Regions from separate parts of the Homo sapiens genome. Here regions 2 and 3 are each linked to region 1. Evidence: chromatin contacts called from ENCODE Hi-C or POLR2A ChIA-PET data. All regions are on one chromosome and are shown on one strand. Each heading gives the region's core, a stretch centred on a gene start or an enhancer-like site at or near the end of the contact. The rest is flanking DNA. Distances are from core to core; before and after follow the strand shown.

Region 1 (2,777 bases), core at 126-2,625:
GCTGGTCTCGAACTCCTGACAGCAAATGATCCGCCCATCTCGGCCTCCCAAAATGCTGGGATTACAGGCGTGAGCCACCGCGTCCTGCCCACGTATCTACCTTTTTATCACATGAATGTTGTACCAAGTTCGCGTATTACATATTTGAAAATAAATTGCGAAAATAACAAAAACAAAATCCATCTACTGGCTAGCTCTTTAAAATCCTGCGGGGGAGCCCAGTGGCCCAACGGCGAAGTTTAGCCCATCTTGCCCTTTCTGGTCAGTGTACCTGTTCCATTTATCTCTGACTGCGCCACTCAGTCAGGTGAGGGACCACTGGAGTTTTCTACCGGAAATGCACTTCAGCAAATGCCACTTGCTCTCTCCAACTTCAGTTTCAACCAGCGCCTACCTCAGGAAGCCTTCCTTCATCCTCCGGCCCCCGCCGCCGCTAAGGTTATCCTTTTACATTCAACCTCATAATGCTGCTTTTTGTGGCAGTCATCACAGTGTCGAAATTTGTTTACATGTCCATCTTTGCTACTTGATGGAGGGCAAAGATACACCTCATACCTAGCATAGACCCCAGGAGGTCCGAAATTGTTCTGCGAAAGAAAAAAAAATCAATGTGCTGGCCTCAAAGGGGCTCACAGGAAGGGAAAAGCCTCGAAGACTAAGGCTCTCTTCGATTCCTTCGTGACTAACTCGAGGCAAACATGCCAGGAACGCGGCTCTCCCCACCCGCTCCTGCATCTGCGCCCGGGGATCGCCGGATTCCAGAGGGGTCCCCTCCACCTAGCGCGCGACGACTCCCTCTGGGGTCCCGGAAGCCCGGCCACCGACCCCACAGGCGGGCGTGGCCTCAGAGCCCTCTTCTGAGCACGGCGTGGGTATCCGCAGGCGGCCATGGACGGTGATCACAGTGACCAGAGGGACAGCGCACCCTCCGGTCGAAGCGGGGTAGGCGTTGGCAGGGGAGGGGCGACGAAGACTGGCGAGGTTCAGGCGCCAGCCAAAGAACCACTCTGCTAACTTCCTGGCACTTACGTTTCCTACCCGGGGCCCAGAGTCGGGCGGCGGTCTTCCAGCACCACGAACTCCAGTACTGGTCTGCGTTGTAGGGAGCTGGAAGCCCGACCCAGCACTCCTCAGCCCCCTGTGCCCCTCCCTCTGCTCTTTCCGCCCCTCCCTCCGCCCCCCTCCGCCCCCCCCTCCGCCTCTCCCTCAGCCCCGCAGCGCCACCGACCGCGTTCCCCGCCCACTTCTTACCCGCGCGCGTCGCCGCCGCCGCCTGAGGGGGCGTGGCCTCGGCTCGGCGCACAGTCAGCCACGGTCCCATCCTGCTCCGCGCCGGTCAACGAGAGCAAACCCAGTGACTCACCTCCGCCGTGCTAACTCCTCGCTAGCTCTCCCTCTCACACACGCTCACACCCGGCTCGAGATGGCGGCGGCGGCGGCGGCGGCGGGGGACTCGGACTCCTGGGGTGAGGAGAAGTTGCTGGGGCAGGGCCCGGGCCGGCGCCGGCCCCACGCAGTGGCAGGCACTAACACGGCTCGCTTTCTTCCGTAGACGCCGACGCTTTCTCCGTGGAAGACCCAGTGCGGAAGGTGGGGGGCGGCGGCACTGCCGGCGGGGACCGCTGGGAAGGCGAGGACGAGGACGAGGACGTCAAGGTGGGTGCGGGCTAGGGCGCCGGGCAGCGCGGAAGCGGGCTGGCGCTGTTGCCGGCCGACTCTGGGCCCCGGGTCGCTGCCGGGGCCTGCGGGCCGTGGGTCCAGGCGCGAGCATAGGGCCTGGCGGTGCTCTCTTCCCCTCCGCTTGCCGGCCATGTGTGGGCCGAAGACTGGCAGCGTGGCCTCCCGGACTCCCTCGCCGGTTGAGAGTCTGCTCTCCGGCGTGGATCCCACCCGCCGGCTGGCGACGAAAGGTGACAGCATCGGCCGGGTCGGCCCACGTGCAAGCTTCGCGGTCCGGAGCCTCTCGCAGGAATGAGACCGGGAAGTTGGGAATTGAGCCTTGTAGCTTATCCATATGGAAAGCCTTGAGACTCGCCTGTCTTTTCGAGCTCAAGTCAGCCCAGGGCCAGTAACTCATTTATGACCCTGAGGTCTACTTATACAGTTTGTTCGAGGGATTAGATGAGTGAAATATTGTAGTTGAATTTCAACCTTTTTTTCCCACACGAGACAGCTAGAAACAGTAAAGGGAAATAACTTTTGGCTCTCCCTTCCCCCACCCTGTGGTAAAAAGAATGAACTGACCACTGAGATAGCCCGCAGTTAGTGGACAGAAACCCAGGTAGTTCACACCGTGACCTGAGAAATGGAGAGACGACAGTTACTCAACTACACACATACGACACCTAAGGAAATATTGAAGATTTGGTGGTGGTTGTAGATGACGGGCCCGTGGTTTTTTGTTGTTGTTGTTGTTTTGTCTGTGCCTTGTAGATAATCATTTTTACCTCAGTCGTTTGATTTTGAAAACTCCGAAGGGTTCATTATACAGCTGTAAGTGACATTTACTTCTACATGGTTTTTTTTTTTTTTTACAGTAGTTACAGAAGTCTCAAATCCAAAATGTTAAGACTCTTATTAACAAAGTTCTCAAAATCTTGTTATATTTGTGCAGATAAAGTTTTGTGTGAAATGGAAAATGATTTTTTTTTGTGGTTTTGCCTAATTTAGTGAATTTCTCCTAATTTATAAACACAAACGGAGAACCCTATAAATCCTGCCTGGGCTGAAAAGTTTAAGCTAGATAATCACTATGAACTTAATAGGAATGTTGTTTT
Region 2 (2,777 bases), core at 226-2,725, 840 kb after region 1:
GACCGTGTCCCCAGCTACCATACACCCCCATCTTTATCTCAGAATGCAATTCCTGCACTCAAGCTTTAAGCAACTGTTTTGCAGATGGGTCAGTCCTCCTCTCAGAAAACCATAGACAGCTGCTCTAAAACTTCCCGCCAGTCTCAGCTGGGGACGGAACCTCCTTTTCCCTTAAGTATCAAAGGTTACCAATATTAGGCTTTTTATTTATTTTTTTTTACAAATGAAAAGTTGGGAACATTTGTAAAGGACCTTATCTTTCAGAATAACCAGCTTCAAATCAAATTTTTTTCATCTTTGACATACACTTCGCATTCTTTGGCACTTCAATTCTGAGAGTGAGCAACTGCCATCTGCTCCATTTTACAGATGGTCCACAGTACCCTAGCCAAGGTCAGGATTAGCTCAGGCGTAAATTCAAACAAATAAGAAGGAGATCTAAAAACTTCAAAAGCCTTTTAAAAATGCATGGCCTATAAAATCTAGAGCAGGGAGGGTCCCTCAACCCCTGAGCAAACCTCAACCCCCCAAATCTCTATCCTGCTCTGTTAAAAGCCTTAGGAAGTGGGCAGGAGGAGAACTCGGGTGGAGGCAGAAGAAAGACGGAGAATGACAGCTGTTCAGGAACCAGTTGCTGGGAGGAAGCCAGAATGTCGGAGCGATTCCAGTACTAGAAGCATGGGAGGGTCTGCTGCCAGGGCAGCCGAGGGCGGGGAGCGCAGAAACTCTGCTTACAGGCTGCACTCGCCCCGACTCCTCTCCAGACGTGGGATCCCATGTTATACTTGGAGTGAATCTGGTCGCTCGCTCCCCGTCCCCGATTCCCACTTTGCTTGCCTCTTCTCCCCATCCATCTACCCCACACGCATTTTCCAGAAATCTCCCCAACTCGACGCCCACTCAGGCTACTGAACCCCAATAACGCCACCCTTTTACTAAGAGGAGCCTCCGTCGTCCCAACCCCTTGCTCCGAGCGGGAAGCTTGGTGCAGCGCACCAAGGTCCGGTAGAGGGGGGCGGCGCCCCCTGCGCCGTGGGCCAGCAGGCCGCGGACGCGCAGACAGCAAGTGGACCCCAAGGGCTGGAGCCGCAACGCAAGTTCCCCCTGACTGGGGGACGCCGCCCAGCTCCTGGAGCCTGCGAAGGCTCTTGAAGCTGAGCTTCCCAGGGATACCAGAAGGGACACTCTCGTGCAATTCCGGCTAGGGAAAGCGAGGGAAGGTGGCGGCTCCGGGCAGGGAGCGAGCGAGTGCTCCACGCCGCCCGCAGGATCGAGTGAGTCACGCGGCCGCCAGACGAGGCCGGTGGCGCACGCACCCGAGATCCGATGTAGTGCACCGCCTCGGCGCCGCGGCTCCCGCCGCGCAGACACCGCACCCGCAGCATCGCCCTGGCCCGGCTGGTCCACGCGCGGAATGTTCCTGGCCTCTGGGCCGCGTCGGTCCAAGCCTTCCCGAGAGCGCGCCCGGAGCGGGGTGGGCGGGCGCGCGGGGCCCGAGGCCTTTTGTAGCCGCGCTCCGCCCCGGCCGCCCCCCGCGGCCCCATTGGCTGCCGGGAACAGGTGGTGGGGCCGGCGTAGCGCCCCGAATTAGGAACTGTCGGGAAGCGCCGCGGCCGCTGGCTCGAGCCTCCGATGCTTGCCCTTTTTTAGCCAGCGGGGCCACTGACGGCTTCTGTTGCACGTCCGGACCCGGACCCAGACCCGAGCGTCGCAAGAAGGCCCGTTGGAGTCTCGCGCAACTGGGCAGGACGCGACTTCTGACGAAGTGACAATGGTCTATGCATATATTAAGTGAATATTTGAGAATTTAAATATGCAAAGCGTGAGTACAGTGTTACCCTTAAATTCACATATGCGCACTGAACCAGTCACCTCATTTTTCGGTAAACGAAACCACCTAAAGATTAGGTGGTTTCTTGGTGCAACATCGGGTTTGAGACTGCAGAAAACTAAGTCTGGAAATTGGGCCATTTGTTCCCCGGGGAGGCAGTGCTTTCCTTCCAGTACCCCGTCGGTTGTTATTTGGAACACCTGGCATTTCACATGGTCTTTGGCCATATGCCCCTGGCTTGAGAAACTCCGTCATGAAAATCGACAAGTGTGGGTCAGAAATAAGGGAGGACGACAGTTTCGTTCCTTCCATTTCATGTTTTAAAATTTTTGTTTCAACTTGATCAGGATTCTTTTTTAGAAAAGTATTTTCCCTCACAGTGCAGTCTTAATTGCTGTGGATTTGTACAGAGCTAGAGAACTCAGGTTAACATTTATGCTCCTAGCAGGAGGGGGGGCAAGAGATTTGAGTATTTCATTTTTGTACTTATAGAATTATAACTATTCATTTTTGATGAGCTGTCTTTTCAATTTTGGTATCTCAAGCTTGTTTTCCAGAGTTCATGGATGGAAAGCACCAGACGAGCAGATGGCATGGTGGAAAGAGCCTCCGAGAGGGAATTAGGATAACTGAGTTCCAGTCCTGAATCACTTATAGACTACTATATGTCTTCCTGAATTGCAGTCTTCTTATCTGCAAAGTGAGAACAATAGAATTTACTGTCCCTAGCACATGGGGGGTTGCTGAGAGGCCAAAATGAGAGATTGTACATGCAGAACTTGATGCGTGGCATTAGAGCTGTATGAGGCCGGGTGCAGTGGCTCACGCCTGTAATCCCAGCAATTGGGAAGGCCGAGGCAGGCGGATTGCCTGAGGTCAGGAGTTTGAGACTATCCTGGTCAACATGATGAAACCCTGTCTACTAAAAATACAAAAACTAGGTCGG
Region 3 (2,777 bases), core at 160-2,659, 650 kb after region 1:
GGGATAAGGCCAACCCGAATCAGGGCAGGGCCCTGAGGCATGGTGGATTTCCTGTTCTCCTCCCTATCCTGGTGCCTGCAGACCCAGGAAAAGCTCCAGCCTCCCTCAGAATGGACCAGGGGGAGAGGGAGGCCAGGAGGAGAGGAGGAATGGGCTCAGCTGCTTAGCCCCATGTGGGCAACAGGTCCTGAGCACTGACTATCCTCATACCTGAGAGGACGAGGGAAGGAGGGAGGAGTGGGCCTGGACCCCACGAAGCCCCCTTGGCAAGAGCTGTAAGCTGCCTGTCTTCGCCTCCTGAGAACAACAGCCTATAGGGCAAAGGCCAGCTCGTGCTGTGTCCGCAAGGAGAAACCCGTCTTCACCTCCTTTCTGGGGCTTCAGCACCTGCAAGGATGCTTAGGCTGGAGAAACAGGAGGAGGAAGAGGAGGAGGAAGCAAAGAGGCAACAGGAGGGAAGAGCTTTGTGCTGGCTATGCCCAGGGGGAAGGGTCAGAGATCAAAGGGCACTGAGCCGCTGCTTCCAGAGGGGCAGAAAGGCCATCAACCAGTGGGGGTTGGGAGGTGCGCCTCAATTCCCGTTAGCAAAAGGCTCATGGATCAGGCTAGAGGGGGCTACGAAGTGGAGAGCCAGCCCGGGAGGGGGAGGGTCACCAGTTCTGGGGCCATTACAAAGGATAGGGCAGAGGGGCAGAGTTTGGGGCTTCCGTCTCAGATTAGTCGGTTGAGAATCTGAACAAAGGTGGGTGAAGGCTCGGAACCCCGGGGTCAGGGGCTCGCGTCTGCCAGAAGCTGAGACACCGAGGGGCCCGGGCCAGGCCACCTTTGTCCCTCTCGCAGCCTCCAGACCCCTGACCGCCTTCCCTCCTGGCCATCCCGGCCCGGCGCGGCACTCACCCTATCGCTGCTGGCGGGGGGTCCGGAGATCCGCTCATCAGCAGGCGGCGCCGGGGGCCCCGGGGTCTCGACCCGAATAAGGCGGTGTGGGGGAGAGCCGTGGCGCGGGGGCGGCGTGGGTCCGGGGGCGACAGGGGTGGCGAGGGCGGCGGAGCCGGACGACCCCCCGGAGTAGGGGTCTTCGAAGTCGCGCTCCCGCTGCAGCCTGTAGGCGGCCAGGATGTCCGGGGGCGGCGCGGGGGGCGCGGCCGGAGAGGGCGCAGGGGGGCGGTAGTCGGGCTCGGGGGGCGCCGGCTTGCTGCCCCCTCCGCCGCCGCCCCCCCCGCGGAAGCCCAGGTGCTCCCGGAGCCACTTGGCTACTCCGCCGCTGCCGCCCCCTCCTGGGCCGGCTCCCGCACCCCCGGCGCCCCGGCGGGACCCCCCCGGGCCGCCCCCAGCGCTCCCCTGCGTTCGCGGCCCCGGGCGGGAGCCAGCCGGAGGAGCTCCGCTCAGTAACATGGGGCCAGCCAGACTGAGCGAGGGGAGCGCAGCGGCGGGTGGGGGGCGGGGGCGGGGGTGGGGAGGGGGGCGGGGCTCCGCCGGGCGGGGAGGGGGCGGGGCGCTTCAGTAACAAGGGAGAGGCGGGGCTCCGCTCCCTAACAGGGTCTTCCTCCTCCCGTAGCTCGGAAGAGTGTACGCGGGCTTCCAGCCGGTATGCACAGGCAAGAAGTGAAGTGGGCAGCCCTGGGGCAGAGGATGCGACTACTGGACTGAGGTTGAATCCTTTACGTGTCGCCACGCGGTCCCCTGTGGGGAGCGCATCCATCCCCATCTGTTCTTTTCCCCAGCTCCCAGCTCGTGCGAGACGCAAAGAGGGGAGCCCCCAGACTCCTGACTCTAGGGAGCCTTACGCCTCTCCTCTTCCCTCTCCCAGGATCTCGCAACTGGGAAACTATAATCTAGGAGGAAAATCTAGGCGGGCAAGAAAAGGGGCTAGGTTCTGTAAGATGTGTCTGTAAGCCTCCTCCTCCCGTGCTACCTTGGGAGCCCCACAACCTCCTCCCATCCAACCGTACGCACTGCACATACCCGAACCTACGTTACTTCCCGATCCAGGCAAACACATCTCACATCACATACAAACAACTCCCTAGAGACGCCCACTTCTCCCGTGTCGTTTTCACACACGCCCTTCTCACACGCAAACAGCCCTCGCTCAAACATCCCCCACCCACGGGAGCACCTGCTCCAAACGGGCCCACATGGCCCTGACGATAGCATGCGCACGCACGCAGAAATCCCTTCCAGCCACATCCCGGGCTTCATTGTCAATCAGATTAGTAACAGAATGGAAACAGACAAGTCAATAAATCAAGTCTAGAAACAGTCCCAGTGTTGTCTATCACAAACTCCTTATCCTCTTGAGGCTCAGATGCTCAAGTGCTAGGCATTTTTGTCTTAGAAATAAAGCCAGTTCCGGCTGGGCGCGGTGGCTCACGCCTGTAATCCCAGCACTTTGGGAGGCCGAAACGGGAGGATCACGAGGTCAGGAGATCGAGACCATCCTGGCTAACACGGTGAAACCCCGTCTCTACCAAAAATACAAAAAAATTAGTCGGGTGTGGTGGCGGGCACCTGTAGTCCCAGCTACTCGGGAGGCTGAGGCAGGAGAATCGCTTGAACCCAGGAGGCAGAGGTTGCATTGAGCTGAGATTGCGCGACTGCACTCCAGCCAGGGCGACAGAGTGAGACTCCGTCTCAAAAAAAAAAAAAAAAGAAAAAGAAAAAAGAAAAGGAAAGAAATAAAGCCAGTTCCTCACCATAAATGTAGGCCTGAAGCCAACACCAACACATTTGCTCTTGGCTCTGCTGGGAAAGCAGCTGTCTCACCTCACTTTACC

Evidence for each region. A loop is a pair of places that touch in the nucleus more often than their neighbours do. ChIA-PET counts read pairs that join two places held with the same protein, here RNA polymerase II (POLR2A). Pooled maps may share reads with other maps.
Region 2: a loop to region 1 is called in a map of sigmoid colon, with 4 times the contacts of the local background. The contact joins the promoter of GATM here to the promoter of EIF3J in region 1. A Hi-C loop is called at or near these places in 1 of 168 maps with a recorded cell type or tissue (sigmoid colon) and 1 of 50 pooled maps. POLR2A ChIA-PET finds 5 or more read pairs at or near these places in 1 of 52 experiments (Panc1).
Region 3: a loop to region 1 is called in a pooled map, with 5 times the contacts of the local background. The contact joins the promoter of SHF here to the promoter of EIF3J in region 1. A Hi-C loop is called at or near these places in 3 of 168 maps with a recorded cell type or tissue (CD4-positive, alpha-beta memory T cell and naive thymus-derived CD4-positive, alpha-beta T cell), 1 of 37 single-sample maps with no recorded cell type and 14 of 50 pooled maps. POLR2A ChIA-PET finds 5 or more read pairs at or near these places in 1 of 52 experiments (activated T-cell).

Annotation. Positions count from the first base shown.
Region 1 is chr15:44,535,772-44,538,548 of GRCh38, forward strand. EIF3J (eukaryotic translation initiation factor 3 subunit J) reads left to right here and starts at 1,376. Exons shown (of 8, transcript NM_003758.4): 1 at 1,376-1,466; 2 at 1,553-1,656. The coding sequence starts at 1,424. It overlaps EIF3J-DT (EIF3J divergent transcript), which reads right to left and starts at 1,152. Exons shown (of 2, transcript NR_034170.1): 1 at 272-1,152. RefSeq lists enhancers at 44-831, 519-968 and silencers at 1,139-1,308, 1,499-1,808, 1,829-1,878.
Region 2 is chr15:45,377,069-45,379,845 of GRCh38, forward strand. It overlaps GATM (glycine amidinotransferase), which reads right to left and starts at 1,476. Exons shown (of 9, transcript NM_001482.3): 1 at 1,317-1,476. The coding sequence starts at 1,385. RefSeq lists a silencer at 1,275-1,604 and an enhancer at 1,745-1,824.
Region 3 is chr15:45,186,557-45,189,333 of GRCh38, forward strand. It overlaps SHF (Src homology 2 domain containing F), which reads right to left and starts at 1,410. Exons shown (of 7, transcript NM_001394037.1): 1 at 898-1,410. The coding sequence starts at 1,395. It overlaps LOC124903481 (a long non-coding RNA gene), which reads left to right. Exons shown (of 2, transcript XR_007064608.1): 2 at 1,559-2,262. RefSeq lists an enhancer at 1-390 and a silencer at 1,305-1,354.